Regions from separate parts of the Homo sapiens genome. Here region 2 is linked to region 1. The links are chromatin loops, found by intact Hi-C in ENCODE. Cell type or tissue: endothelial cell of umbilical vein. All regions are shown on one strand. Links, peaks and the distances in the headings refer to the core of each region. The heading gives the core; the rest is flanking DNA.

What was found. Hi-C counts contacts between places; a loop is a spot of excess contacts. Peaks named below come from ENCODE experiments on the same cell type or tissue, not always from the same donor. Only the 100,000 strongest peaks of a DNase experiment are listed, where the experiment ranks them.
Region 2: a loop joins it to region 1, with 14 times the contacts of the local background. A loop is called at or near these places in 1 of 110 quality-filtered maps.

Annotation. Positions count from the first base shown.
Region 1 is chr4:53,097,630-53,105,411 of GRCh38, forward strand. All of the region lies in intron 5 of SCFD2 (sec1 family domain containing 2), which reads right to left. Among named protein-coding and RNA genes, the nearest start is that of SCFD2-AS1, 170 kb to the left of the region's middle. In endothelial cell of umbilical vein, for the core only: no CTCF peak of the experiment used is centred there; DNase peaks (open chromatin) are centred at 3,402, 3,882 and 6,072; H3K27ac peaks cover 3,939 bases.
Region 2 is chr4:53,318,083-53,325,864 of GRCh38, forward strand. All of the region lies in intron 2 of SCFD2 (sec1 family domain containing 2), which reads right to left. Among named protein-coding and RNA genes, the nearest start is that of SCFD2, 44 kb to the right of the region's middle. In endothelial cell of umbilical vein, for the core only: no CTCF peak of the experiment used is centred there; DNase peaks (open chromatin) are centred at 3,399 and 4,779; H3K27ac peaks cover 2,547 bases.

The sequences.
Region 1 (7,782 bases), core at 2,208-6,207:
TTTTCTAAATACACAATCATGTTGTCTGCAAAGAGAGACAATTTGACTTCCTCTATTCCTAATTGAATACACTTTATTTCTTTCTCCTGCCTGATTGCCCTGGCCAGAACTTCCAATACTATGTTGAATAGGAGTGGTGAGAGAGGGCATCCCTGTCTTGTGCCAGTTTTCAAAGGCAATGCTTCCAGTTTTTGTCCATTCAGTATGATATTGGCTGTGGGTTTGTCATAAATAGCTCTTATTATTTTGAGATATGTCCAATCAATACTTAATTTATTGAGAGTTGTTAGCATGAAGGGCTGTTGAATTTTGTCAAAGGCCTTTTCTGCATCTATTGAGATAATCATGTGGCTTTTGTCTTTGGTTCTGTTTACATGCTGGTTTACGTTTACTGATTTGCCTATGTTGAACCAGCCTTGCATCCCAGGGATGAAGCCCACTTGATCATGGTGGATAAGCTTTTTGATGTGCTGCTGGATTTGGTTTACCAGTATTTTATTGAGGATTTTTGCATCGATGTTCATCAGGGATATTGGTCTAAAATTCTCTTTTTTTGTTGTGTCTCTGCCAGGATTTGGTATCAGGATGATGCTGGCCTCATAAAATGAGTTAGGGAGGATTCCCTCTTTTTCTATTGATTGGAATAGTTTCAGAAGGAATGGTACCAGCTCCTCCTTGTACCTCTGGTAGAATTCGGCTGTGAATCCGTCAGGTCCTGGACTTTTTTTGGTTGGTAGGCTATTAATTATTGCTTCAATTTCGGAGCATGTTATTGGTCTATTCAGGAATTCAACTTCTTTGTGGTTTAGTCTTGGAGGGTGTATGTGTCCAGGAATTTGTCCATTTCTTCTAGATTTTGTAGTTTATTTGCGCAGAGGTGTTTATAGTATTCTCTGACGGTAGTTTGTATTTCTGTGGGATTGGTGGTGATATCCCATTTTGTTCTTTAAACATTCCAGACTCACTGCTGCTTTAGAGACTGCTCTAACTGTTCCCTCTCTCTGGAAAGCTCTTCCCCTAGATAGCCACTTGGTTATCTCCTCAGTACTTTAAGATCAATGAGCCTCTTCCCTGACATCTCTATTTAATACTTCCTACATGCATGTGTGTGTGCACACACATACACACACACTCTCTCTGACTCCCTTAATGACTATATGATTACTCACACACACACATGCACGCACACATTCTGACTTCCTTAACCACTATATGATTATTTTTTTCTTAGTCTCATCAACTCCCTTAAAACTGTAATATTATTTGTTTCCATAGACCTATTCTTCTAACATACTCTATCATTCATCTAGCTTTGTATGTACCTATCTATCAATCATGTTTACTGTTTATTGGCTGTCTCCTCCAGCTAAACTGTAAGCTCTGTAAGGGAAGTGAATCATTGTCTGCTTTGTTCACTGGTATATCTCAAACACCCAGAACAGTGTCTGGCGCTCAGTAAGTATTCAAAAACTGTTTGTTAAGTGAATGAATACAAGCACTGGTACTATTGCTTCTATCACTTCTACCACCACCATTCATATTAGAAATATACAAACAGTAAACAATGACAAGTCTTCGCCAGTTTTCCAAATCACTAAGGATGTCTATAAGACTACTTCTACAATCTCCTTTTGTCACATGAGGTCACAAAATTTCACAAAGCGGAGAGTTGAAAGAGAAAAGAGTAAGTTATCATTACATTCCTTTTAACTTGTAACCATCAAACCCATAATTATTAGCCCATTTCCTCATTAAATATCCTCTAATGGGTAGTAATCTTTTGAGGGCATCTTAGCCTACTTTGTGTTGCTATGAAGGAATATCTAAGGCTGGGTAATTTATCAAGAAAAGAGGTTTATTTTGCTCAAGGTTCTGCAGGTTGTACAAGACGCATGGCGCCAGCATCTGCTTGGCTTCTGGTGAGGGCCTCATGCTGCTTCCATTCATGGTGGAAGGTGAAGGGGAGCCAGCATGTGCAGAGATCACATTGTGAGAGAGGAAGCAAGAGAGTCTGAGGAGAGGTGTCAGCCTGTTTTTAACAAGCAGCTCTAGAAGGAACTATTAGAGCAAGTACTTACTCCCCCTACCCACTTAGGGAGGGCATTAGTCTTATTCATGAGGTATCTGTCCCCATGCCTCAAACAAACACCTCCCATTAGGGACTACCTCCAACACCGGGGATCAAATTTCAACATGAGGTTTGGAGGGGTCAAACATCCAAACCATAGCAGAGGATTTTTGTCCTTAATTTTTTAAAAAATTATTTATGGGTAAGAGGTATGTGAAAGTTTATAAAATACTGGAAAAGACACTGAATTGAACCTCATTCTAGTTCAGTGGACAAGGAAAATATGAACAAAAAACTAATTTGGAAGTCTCATAAATACCAATAAATAATGGTATAAGCAAACTAAAAGGAAATCAGAATGGACATCAGGAAACTGATGAAGAAAACAATAATAATAATAGCAATCTGTTGCTTGTCATGTTAGTAATCTTAGCCTTCACTTCTTCTAATTGTTACTCATGTGGTAGTTAAGAGCTCAGGAATTAAATTGCCAACATTTACTACCTGGTTGAACTTGGGCAAGTTATTTAATTTGCCTCAGTTCTCTCATCTGTTCAATGTAGGATAATAATAGCAACTACTTACTAGGGCTTCTAAGAAGAATAAATACCTTGTTTATAATAGTGTCTGGCACCTAGTGATGGTCCTGAAGTCAATAATCAGAAGTACCATCATAGTTATGAAATACTAAATAAATTATACAAACAAAAAATAAATGTGTACACATGCATGTGTGCATATGTGAATGAATGGATAGAAATGGTTTCATAACGTGATTATTTAATTAGCCATAAGAACCACTTCCTATCCACGCTAGATAGCAAAATTACATTACCTTTGTTAAATTAGGTGTTGAAAGGTCATTAGTTCTATATTACAAATTCTTATTATTAAAAAGTTGCTTTTATAACTATTCCAACAAAGCGTACTGTAAGAATAAAATCTGGAGCAGGAAAGAATGAACAGACACATAAGGCTCCCTATGGAATCAGCCCAAACCCAGTAAGTGTTCAAGATTACAGAAACTGAATTTCTGGCTTTACTTCAGCATTATTCTGGGTCCCAAAAATTTGCTTTCTTTTTAAGTATTTTTCAGTATCTCTTTTTTAGTGAATGTAGGATATAACCAACGTTAGAAGTAAATTGTAAAAAATGGTTTGCAAGTTTTCATTAAAATCTCATGACTATGCAAATACTCAGAATTTTTGCATAAATAATCACCACGACCCCCAAATGATGTTTTCGAATGAATCATGCAAACCCACAGTTGAGAGATTAAGTATAAAAAAAGACAGATATCCACCTCTGGCACAACTTCAAATGCGTCGATGGAGACAGAAAAATGTCAAACACAAAGATTACATGAAGCACTGCAGCTTCCATGGACAGGGAAGAAACTACCAATACTTTCTGTATGGTAAAATACTTAAACACACTTCAGCTTTCATGCATTATAAAGAGGATTGACTTGTAGAAACTCAGGACCAGTGGCTTTATGGATCTGCAACAGGGACCCCTATGCTGTATATGAACCTAGTCAAAGAGCTGCACTTCCAAATGCTGACATACTGCTAAGGAGATTGGGGCTTCTCTCTGGTCCTGTTCCTCTCTTTGACTCTTTGACTCTCTTTGATTCAAAGAGCAACTCAGAGTTTTCAGAATGATATTCTAATTTGATAGTAGTTGATCTTTTAAATTCTAGATAGTGAAGGGTTCCAGTAGATTCTAGTTAACAGTAATGTGTGAAGTTTAAAATGTATCTGCTGATAGAGAGGAAATTACTCATGGAAGAAATATCTCTGATGCATAACACACAGTCTGGCTGTACTGAGATAGTTGTTTCAAATGGAAAAGAATGCAGTTGGTAGTGCTTTTAATCAGAACTTTAAGAACCACTGGGTGACTTAAAAGATATAATGGTAGAGAAAAACCTCATTTGCAACAACAATGGAAAAAAGAGATAATACTTGGAAATAAACTCCAAATGTTTCAAACCTATAGGACCAACACTTTAATAAAACACTCTGCAAAACACAAATGTAGACTTGAACAAATGGAAAGACATTCCTGGTTCTTGATTAGGATGTCTCAATGTCATCAAAAGATGTTTGTACTCACTAAGTCAATTTATAAATTTTGTGACATCCCAATTAAAAAAAAACCAATAAGCTTTTTCTCCCCTGGGAAATAAACAAATGAACTTTACTACACATGAATTTTCACATGAAACAATAGCCAAAAGAGAATATCAAGAAAAACAATGAAAAGAAAGAGTTGTGAGGAGATAACAGCCACATCAGATATTAAAACCTACCACAAAATCTGTATAAGTAAAACGGTGTGGTCCTGGAACATGAATGCACATGCAAATCAATGAAGCAGAACAGCAAGTCCAGCAAAAGACCTGACCACAGGTGGAAATTATTCTAGTATATGATACAGGTGCAACTCAAAATGCTGGGGCAGCAAAGAACATTTTAATAAGTGCTGTTGGGACAATTGGAAAGCCATTTCCAAAAGATAAATTTTCATCCATTCCTCATGTCATCCAGTAAGCACAAACTTCAAATAGATCAGATTTTTAATAAGTAAAAGTATACAAGTAATTTTTGATGGATAAATTCCTCTATAATTCCTCTATAATCTGAGGGTAGAAAAGGCCTTCTGTGACTAAAAATCCAGATGCAGTTTTTAAAAATTGACATATTTGACTAAAAAAAATTGAATGGCAAAAACACCATAAGCAAAATGATAGGACAAATAAATTAGAAGAAAATATTTGCAAATAATATAAAGAACTAATATTCATAATTTATAAAGAACTTTTAAAAGTTGATGAAAGGAGATCAAAAGTACTCTAGAAAATGGGCAAAAGACAGGAATAGAAAATACACAAAAAAGATATAAAATTACATTAAAATATGAAAATATGTTCAATTTTACATAAAAGGAAAATTCATATTAAAATTATATTGAAAACAATTTCTCATCCATCAGTTTGACAAAAAAACAAAAGCTTGTTGGTGAGGCTGAAGAAAAACAGGCCCATTTTTATACATGATTTTCAGGAAGGCAAAAGGGTGTAAATCTTATGTAGGGGAATTTCACAATGTCTAACAAAAATATAGGAACCAGCTTGCAGGAGCTCTTACTTGACAAATGTAAAACAATAAGGTACCCAAATTCATTCATTACAACTCATTGAATTAAGAATCCATGAGTCTATACTTATAATAAATAAATACATACATACATAGGCAGACAGCTGGAGAGAAGGAAAGGCTCTTCCTTCTGGTAGAATGTCAACTGATGAGTGCAGGGTGTAATGGAATTGAAAATCACCCTTTACAACCATCACTGTAAGATTGTGGGAAGAATCAATGGGGAAAAGTTTGATGAGAAGCAGGATGTTTGTATGGTCTCAAAGAAAATGACCACACATTGCTTATTTCTTGCAAGGGAGAACATAATAAATATAAATCAATGTCTTGACTGGGTGATCAAAATTAACATAACTGAAGGGAGATGATTAGCAAAGGGCTCTGGATATAACACCCCAAGAAGGCTACATTACTTAGTATTGTGGGTGAGTAGGGGTTGGGAGTCTGAACTGAATCTAAACAAATAAATGGATGGAGAATTATGGGAGCCAAGTTTTTCACTGTTGGTGTGGAAGTGTGCAGATGAACAAGGACATAAGGCTATAATCCATCTATTCACACAGAATGCTCCACCTGGTAATGGATTACAGCTGAAGACATTAGTATAAACAAATGTTTAGCTTAATCTGGATATAGAATGTTTCATAAAAATATTTATAGATATCTATATTTTCATGGTTTTTATATATATTATATATAAATATATATATAATTTTCTTGCTCTGTCAACTAAGAGGATGTAGAAGAACAATGACATTCCAGTAGCAATGAGCATATCTAGTACCAGATCTTGATTTTCAATATCCTCCAGTGAAAGGAAGCAGGGTTCCCTGAAGAAATAGCTGATTCTAGGACAAAGGCAGGAAATATACATGAGTCTGGGTCTTGTAGTTCCAGAAAGTAAGGAAGTAAAAAAAAAAAAAAAAAAAAAAGGCATGGGGTAGGGGATGGGAGAAAAGAAAAAAAAATGCCGTAAGGGTTGACAACACAGATGCCACTGAAAGAGCTCCCAATGGCCAAAGCTGGAACAATATGAGCTAAAAAAAAAAAAAAAAAAAGAAAATGACGTATTGGAGTATAACCCAAAATACAAAATAAATATGTATCAGTCCATACTGATATAAATAAATAATTGATTAAGTAAATAAAGGGAGAAGAGAAAACTATCTTGTGCAGAAGAATTCCTAATAATTATGCTGAGGTTTTATAGATGTTATGTATGTATATTGCCTTCAAGGAGGTGGAGCATAACTCCTTATTTATTAAGTGTGGGCTACTTCCTAAAGAGTTGAGTATGAAAGCAGGAGTAGTGGGGGAAGAGTAATTGTACAGTAGAGAAAACTGAAAAATGCTTCTTCAGCCAGGTGATAAAGGTCAACATCATGTCAATGGTATATACTCTTGATACGATGTAATGAAAATGACACTTTACCTCTGCAGTCTTTCTCCCCAAAATTTATATCACCAATCTAATAATGAGAAAAACATCAGACTCATCCCAGCTAAGAGCATACAAAATGCTAAATAGTGTTCCTCAATACTGTCATGGTCACCAAAAATAAAGAAAGTCTAAGAAACTGCCATAACCAAGAGAAGCCAAAGGTGACGTGATGAGTAAATGTAATATGGCACCCTGGATGGAATCCTAGAACAGAATAAGGATATTAGGTAGAAACTAAGGAAATCTTTAAAAAGTCCACACTTTAGTTAATAATACTGTATTGTTACTTGTAAATGTACCATACTAACGTAAGATGTAAATAATAAGAAAAACTGGATACAGGTTATATGGAAACTCTGTATTAGCTTTGAATTATTCTGTACATCTAAAACCATTCTAAAAAACAAAGTTTATTTAAACTAAAAACAAATCCATGTCAGCTGAACAGCTTGTGCTAATCATTACTGCAGAATATCATCACAAAACACAGATGACCTGACGTTTCCTCACAGTTAGTTCTCCACAGCTCATGGGGTCATACAGCGCAGCCTAATTAAGAGATTTGGTAGTAAAAAGAGAATTAGAGAGTGGCTGGCAAGATGGCTGAATAGGAACAGCTCCGGTCTGCAGGTCCCAGTGAGATCAACACAAAAGGAAGGTGATTTCTGCATTTCCAAGTGAGGTACCTGCCTCATGTCATTGGGAGTGGTCAGACAATGGGTGCAGCTCACAAAGGGCGAGCTGAAGTGGGGTGGGGCATTGCCTTACCCCAGAAGTGCAAGCGGTCGGGGAACTCCCTCCTCTAGCCAAGGAAGCCATGAGGGACTGTGCCATGAGGAATGGTGCACTCCGGCCCAGATACTATGCTTTTCCCAGATTCTTCACAACCTGCAGACCAGGAGATTCACTTCCGTGCCTACACCACCAGTGCCCTGGGTTTCAAGCACAAAACTGCGCGGCCGTTTGGGCAGACACCGAGCTAGCTTTAGGAGTTTTTTTTCATACCCCAGTGGCACCTGGAATACCACCGAGACAGAGCCGTTCACTCCCCTGGAAAGGGGGCTGAAGCCAGGGAGCCAAGTGGTCTAGCTCAGCAGATCCCACCCCCATGG
Region 2 (7,782 bases), core at 1,397-5,396, 220 kb after region 1:
CAATAGATAATGTAGAATTCATACACACTGAAAACTCCAATGCAAGCAATCTCCTTATATATGACAAGTTGATGTAAATAATTTTTATTTTTCAGGAATAAAATTGAGAACTTTACTATAGCTTACTTCAAAACAGACAGCTATAGAAAGTTAGTGTTTTTCTTACAAAGACTTTTAAGCAATGACTTTTGTTTCAGCTTATCTCTTCAATTTAATTATTGTAAAATTCTGCAGGACCTTTTAAAACTACAGTTATTACTTTTACAAGGAGTTCAGATTCTATATTCTATTTCCAGACTGACTTATTAAATGGTTGTACAACTCTTGGGTCAGAAGCAAACATTAGAGGTTTGCTAATATAAAGATATTAATCATCTTTATATCTTCAGCAGGACTCTACCTAACCCAATACAGACAGATGAAAAATCTATTTTTAGTTTTTAAAAGCACCTAAAGAAAAATTTATAATATTCCTGAGAAAAACACTACAGCTTCAAACAAATCAAAACTCTGATTGGACTCTATTTAAACCTAAACCCTTTGTGCTCTACTATAAATCTCATTCATCTAGCTTAATCTTTTATCTTAAGTTCAGGAACAGCTGGTCAACATCTTTTTGATAATCAGGCCCACCCTAAAAGAGTTGTTTTTTTTTTTCCCCTGATGGCCAAATTAAGGAAAATTTTTGAAAGGTGAATAAAATACAATGTTAAATATAGTTTCAAATACCATCACTCCATTCTATTTCAAAAGCATTTCAGAATTTACAAAACTTCTTATATCTCATTTGATCCTCATCTCCTGAGCTAAACTATTATCTGAAGCTCCTTAAATCCAATTTAAAGAGCCTCAGAGAGGCAACTGACTGATTTAAGTAACCTCAATCTTTAAAAGGCAAAATCACAACTGAGGCAAATGGCTTCTAAACCCAGTAATCTTAATACTATACCATGCCATGCTTATATTATGCAAATCATCAAAGAGAATCAATTATGCAGAACGTCAATTGTTTTTCACTTTTCATGTTGGTTTTCTTTTCAAATCCATAATATCCTTTAAGTTCACACATGGGTCCCACAAAGGACAGGATGGAATGGAGTGAAGAGTAAAGTAGATCCACATTAATTCCGGAAGCAGGTAAAGCTCTAAGAACTCTGCACACTTTTGTTTTAAGCAATATCATACTATTCCCCTTGTGGGTCAAAATTAGCCATTGACAGTCACTTGGCTACACAATGCTAATTTTCCACTTTTATTCAGCCTTTTTCCTTAAATGTTTCCCTCCAAGAAGACTTTGATGAATTTTTAATCATTCTACATATATATCATTCATATAACTGAAAAAGCAAAAACCTAGTCTAAATTGCCTTACAGGTATTATTTCCAATCTAGCTCTAACTCTATGTACAACATGTCCTTGGGAAAGAAAGAAGGGGAAATAGCCTCTACTTTTTTTCTTTTTTTTTTTTAGAAGGAGTCTCGCTCTGTCACCCAGGCTCAAGTGCAGTGGCATGATCTCAGCTCACTGCAGCCTCCACCTTCGGGTTCCAGTGATTCTCCTGCCTCAGCCTCCTGGATAGCTGGGATTACAGGCATGCGCCATCTCGTCTGGTTAATTTTTGTATTTTTAGTAGAGACGGGGTTTCACCATGTTGGCCAGGCTGGTCTCAAACTCCTGACCTCAGGTGATCCACCCAACTTGGCCTCCCAAAGTGCTGGGATTACAGGCATGAGCCACTAGGCCCACCCGTCTCTACTTATTTTTAACACTGATAAAATTGAGACAAAATGAAACGAGTTGCCTAACATCTCATTATATTACAAAAATTAAAAAGGAGGATTACAGCTCAGGTCCACCACTGGAAGTGCCAATGGGCTGCTTCTGTAACTTGGTTAGTCTTTTTGGTGCTTTATATCCCCTTACAGTTATTACTAATGTTATAATTTTCACTTATTGAAAACTATGTCATAGGCAGCATGACTATATTATCTCATTTAATAACAACAACCTTTCAGGATAAGTATCATTGGACCCCATTTCATAAGTGAAAAAACTGATTCTAAATGAGATAAAACAGTTTACCCAAATTACATGCCCAGTAAATTAGGGTTTGAACTCAGGTTGCTGTGAACTCCAAAATCCATCTGTTTACCATAATTCTACACTGTTCTGTAAAATAAAAGGCTTGAACTAAAATGCCAATTTCTGAGATTCCTTGGGTCCCCAACAAGCTATATTTATAAGGTTTCCAGGCAGGGTGTGGTGGCTCACGCCTGTAATCCCAGCACTTTGGGAGGCCAAGGCAGGCGGATCACCTGAAGTCAGGAGTTGGAGACCAGCCTGGTCAATATGGTGAAACCCCATCTCTACTAAAAATACAAAAATTAGCTGGGCATGGTGGTGCACGCCGGCAATCCCAGCTACTCAGGAGGCTGAGGTAGGAAAATCACTTAAACCTGGGAGGTGGAAGTTGCAGTGAGTTGAGATTGCACCACTGCACTCCAGCCTGGGAGAGAAGAGTAAAACCCTGTCTCAAAAAATCAATAAAAAATAAAAATAAGGTTTCCATTATGCCATGGTCCTCAAACTTCACATGCACAAATTTGATTAACTTTCCAAAGGTCAGCAAAAGATAAGTGAATATCCCATGCTGCTATTTCTTTTATTAAACCTCTTTTTCTTTTTCACAAGTCCAGTGACAGCAATAAAAAGAATTAACAACAACAAAAAAATTACCAACAGCTTGTGGAATATAAATTAAACAATTTCTTCCCTTTTTTCTGTTTTTAATATCATGGTTTCAAAAGACATAAACTGAATTCATTGTAGCTACCAGAATACAATTTAATTTGTTAAAATAGATTCCTTGAAATATACAACATGAAAGTAGAATATTTATTCTATGAAATATAAGTAGTTTCTATATTGTCAGTAACTATTTAAAATGCCAATACATACTAATTGTCATTTTTTGATAAATTATTCTGAATTCTTAAAAATCAAACTGTTTTTACAAATTGTCATGTTTGAAGAAGACCAATGACATACACATAATAATAACCTGCTACAAATAGCTCTTTAAGGTCTTTCAAGAAACTTCTGTACATGAAAATATGGTCATTTCAGTTCATTCCTGGCTCTTTATTCACCAGAATTACTCAACTCTGAATGAAATCTTAGAAGCTGCCTTGGGTTGGCATGTATGAAATGTCAAATGCAGTCTGCTAGAAACTAACAGGAAATATTCATCACCAAATAAAATAGAAAGAAGACAGCAAAATTTTTAAAAGGTGGCTGAATGTTGAATCATGGTGATACTTCAATCAAGTAGAAGGCATGCAATTAAGAGATGAGGGTGAAATGTGAACGCGTACCATTATCTTGTGACTAAACTTAGTTTCTTCGTGGCATGCACAGGAAGTTAAGCTTAATCACAGGATATGCAATAATAGTCACAGTATTCCAACAGAAATCCAATGACAACAAAAAACCCAAACAATTTCAACTAATTTTAAACAGAAGGCAAGCTGAGTCATAGTTTTTCACAGCAGGGAATAATGGCTTCCATGAGGGGTGAGCTTAATGAGCTCTGAAGGTAGGTTTTCTAATTAAATTATTCACAGAGGCTTCAATAGTCATCTTTCCTCTTGACTACCTTTTAAAACAATTACATCTTTAACAAATGTACCAATTAATCTTCATCTCAATAGAAGCAAAAGCAGCTAAGTGCAAGATATGTGACAGAGTCCCTTGGTACTGGAAAGCAGCCCTTTGTTCATTCTTTCTTTCAAAATATAAGCACTTTCTGTGAGCTGGGCATGGATGCTGGAAACATGGCTGTGAGCATCCTCCCACACCCTGCCTGCATGGAGCTAGCCATCTAGCAGGGAAGGTGAAACTGAGCACACTCCAGCAGGGTGATAAAAACAGAGATTGAGAACTTTGGGAAAGTGCAACACCTAACCTGGGCTTGTCAGAGGCGTTTGAACCAGAGCAACTCCATCTTGAATAAGGACTGGGTAAAATAAGGCTAAGACCTGCTGGACTGCATTCCCAAATGGCTTGGGATTCTAAGTCACAGGATGAGATAGGAGGTTAGCACAAGGTACAGATCATGAAGACCTTACTGCAAGCTGTTTTAGCTTGCAGTAAAGAAGCCGACCAAAACCCACCAAAACCAAGATGGCAATGAAAGTGACCTCTGGTTGTCCTCACTGCTCATTATACACGAATTATAATGCATTAGCATGCTAAAAGACACTCCCACCAGCACCATGACAGTTTACAAATGGCATGGCAACATCAGAAAGTTACCCTATATGGTCTACAAAGGAGAGGCACAAATAATCCACCCTTAAAAAACGGACTAGATAACAACGTATTAACTGTTTAACCATCACATAAAATAGAGAGTATTTGAGTTTCATCTCAGTATAAACATTTTTTATTCCTACTCTCTATCAGCCCATTAATGATTAACACTATAATCAACACAAACGTATTAATAATTTCCTCTTAGAAAACAGTAAAGCATAAGAAAGACTGTTTTTCATATAGATTTCTAATGCATAAATGGATTAACTCAGTATGAGGATTTTAAATCAATAACACAATTAGATTACTTAAAAACCAAACACATATCCCTTCTCTGCCACATTTTTCTGACTCTAAAGGATATACTTTGAGTTCCTATACATTAGTACATGATCCAGTACACAGATCAGCACTTGCTCCACTGGGGAACTCTAGGCTGGATTGATTACATCTGTGTGTTTTGGCTCAAATTCAAGCCATGGAAAGTTAAGGATTAATTCATGTGTCAAGGAACTCTAGGACAAAGAGTTAGTGACAGTTTTATAGAAGCTCTTAGAAGCAAATGTATCTGCCTGCTTCACCCTTCTGTCACTCACCTCCATGAAGAAGGTTCATTTCAATCAGCATAATCTTATATGCAATGATTATACAGTGACTCCAGTATCTATCACTTTGGTAGGTGACACCATTGTGTCTATATGCACATTTGTATGAAGCTTCAAAGCCTTGGAAAAACTTGATGTGTTGAAAATTATTATAGCTTATTTTCTCTTCATTGGTAAAAACCAATTGATTAAAAACCAGCTTGAGTTTTGGTTCAGCTGAAATAGGAATTTGCATTGCCCCTATTATTAACTATCTTAACTCCCACAGATTTTGTTAAGATGTTTTGTACTATCTCCTTTGATACTCTAGAACTACAGAACAGTGTTGAAGTGTTACAACTCTGAGGAGAGAAGAATATACAGTAGTTCTTTTTTGTTGTTGTTTTTTTGGGACAGGGTCTCCCTGTGTAGCCCAGGTTGGAGTATAGTAGCATAATCACAGCTCACTACAACCTAGACTTCCTGGACCAAGTGACCCTCCCACCTGAGTAGCCAGGACTACAGGTGCATGCCACCATGCCCAGCTAATTTTTTTTTTTTTTTTTTTTTTTTTTACTTTTTGCGGAGATGAATTTTCACTATGTTGCCCAGGCTGGTCTCTAACTAGGCTCAAGCCATCCTCCTACCTCAGCCTCCCGAAATACTGGGATAACAGGCATAAGCCAATGTGCCTAGCCTTTCCTTTTTCATTATAGTCAACCTGTAAAAAATATTCTATTTAAAGCATTTTCAATATAGTAAGATAAATAATTCTGTGTGTGTGTATGTGTGTGTATTGTGTGACAAAAGTAGAGAGCTCTATGGTGTTGCTTAATTTCTGTGTTCCATGATATCCAAAAACCTGGGAAACCACTTTGAAAGGCTCCAGGCCTAAGGAACAGAGTAAAGAGGAATCTTCAGGCTTCCTTCTAAATTTTTGCAGCCACAATTACCCTATTAATAAAGGAGACAGGAATTCCTATTAAAAACCCCAAATAAAGGGATAACAAGCACACAGGTCTTGAATATTTCCCACAAGGAATAGCAAAGTTAGGAAGGCATTGAACAACTTGCACAAGGTTGAAACCTTGTGGACTAGAAGCACACCATCCCCTAATAAATGTCTTCGATACTATTTAAAAATGTACCCAGGAGCCAGGCACAATGGCTCACACCTATAATCCTAGCACTTTGGGAGGCCAAGGCAGGAGGATCGCTTGAGGCCAGAAGTTCAAGACCAGCCTGGGCAACCTAGCAAGACCCCATCTCTACAAAAAAATTTAAAAATTAGCTGGGCATGGTAGCACACACATGTAGTCCTAGCTACTTAAAAGGCTGAAACAAGAGGATCGCTTGAGTCCAGGAATTTGAGGCTACAATGAGCTATGATCATACCAGTTCACTTCAGCCTGGGTGACAGAGTGAGACCCTGTCTCTCCAAAAAAAAAAAAAAAAAAAAGTATCCAGGATACATAGGGACAGAAATGACTGTCAAAAAGGAAGAAGTTCTTATACTCACAGATCCCTTGAAACAGGAGGCATGACATGCCAGGCAGGGCCACATGGGGAAGCACCAGCGTTGGTCAAGAGGCAGAGGGAACAAGGGAAAAACACAGGCTCATGCCCTTATTGTGGATTTTGTGGGAAGGAATGGCCAAGGCAGGGTAAGCAGGCTGAGGGGGCTTAGGATGTGCTGGTTTAAATCATTTCTGTGGGCTCTGGTTGTCCGGTACATGGCGCTGGGGTGATGAGGGCAGGGGAATATTGGCTGGGAGCATAAGAGCCCAGCAGAGGGAAGAGGGGTGAGTTCTGACTGATAAGTTTGCATATGAGAGGCTCATTCCCTGACTAGTTGTTTGCTATTTCTAGACTCCAGGTGCCAGAGCATCAAAGAAACAGAAAACAAGAAAATATTGTTAATACAAATATTGATACTAATTAACTATGTCTTAGTCAAATAAGGCCTAGGAAAGTAGATAAAATCAAATTGTGACACATGGGTAAGGTTCTTGAGGCTTGCCTCACCAAGAGAAGATACATATGATCCCCAACCAACAATCAGGCCCTCTATCTCCAACCCTAACCCACCTTGCAATACTCCTTTTCTCACCATAAAAACTCTAACTTCCCTCTTACTTTTGTTTCTGATATTCACTCTCCTTAAGAACGTAATATAACCTAGAAAATTACTACAGATGTGTGTGTGTGTGCGCGTGCGCGCACGCTTACATATTTGTGACAGTAAAAAAAAAAAAAAAGAGAAGACTCACTGCCTTTCTAGGGGGCACAGAGGACAATAATTCTAATAACACATTCCTAGAAGCTCTCCCATTCTTGAAGGTAAAATGCACTTGAGAGCCATGACCCACCAAAACATAAATGATTAACAAAAATAATGATTGCACCATTCAATCAAATCACAAAGAATTAGCCAGGAAATAAAAAAGAAGAAAGATGAAGGAGTAAAAAATAGAAGAAAAGACACAGGACTGAGCTTCAAGTACAATCTAGACCTGCAATAAACAAAGAAGGTTCTAGATACCACATTTTATCAATGCAAATGGTCTGAATAAGTAAATGAACTAAAAGGCATCGTTGGAATGTGTTTTGTGAGATTGATTTACTGATAGCAGCTTTCTACAAAAAATAAAAATAAGTAGGTAAATCTTAAATCCCAAAGGGAAGTCACTATACAAGACTTTTGACTTATTTTTATCTCCTTTGAGTCTTACAAGCATATATGGTAGGCATTATTATAACCAAATTTTCAGATAAAGGGGCTAAGGTTCAGAAAGCATAAGCAACATTAACCCTTCAGTTCAAACAATATTTAACAGGTAGCTTCTTGTTTAAGCCACTTTGTCCAGTTTTTTTTAGGATACT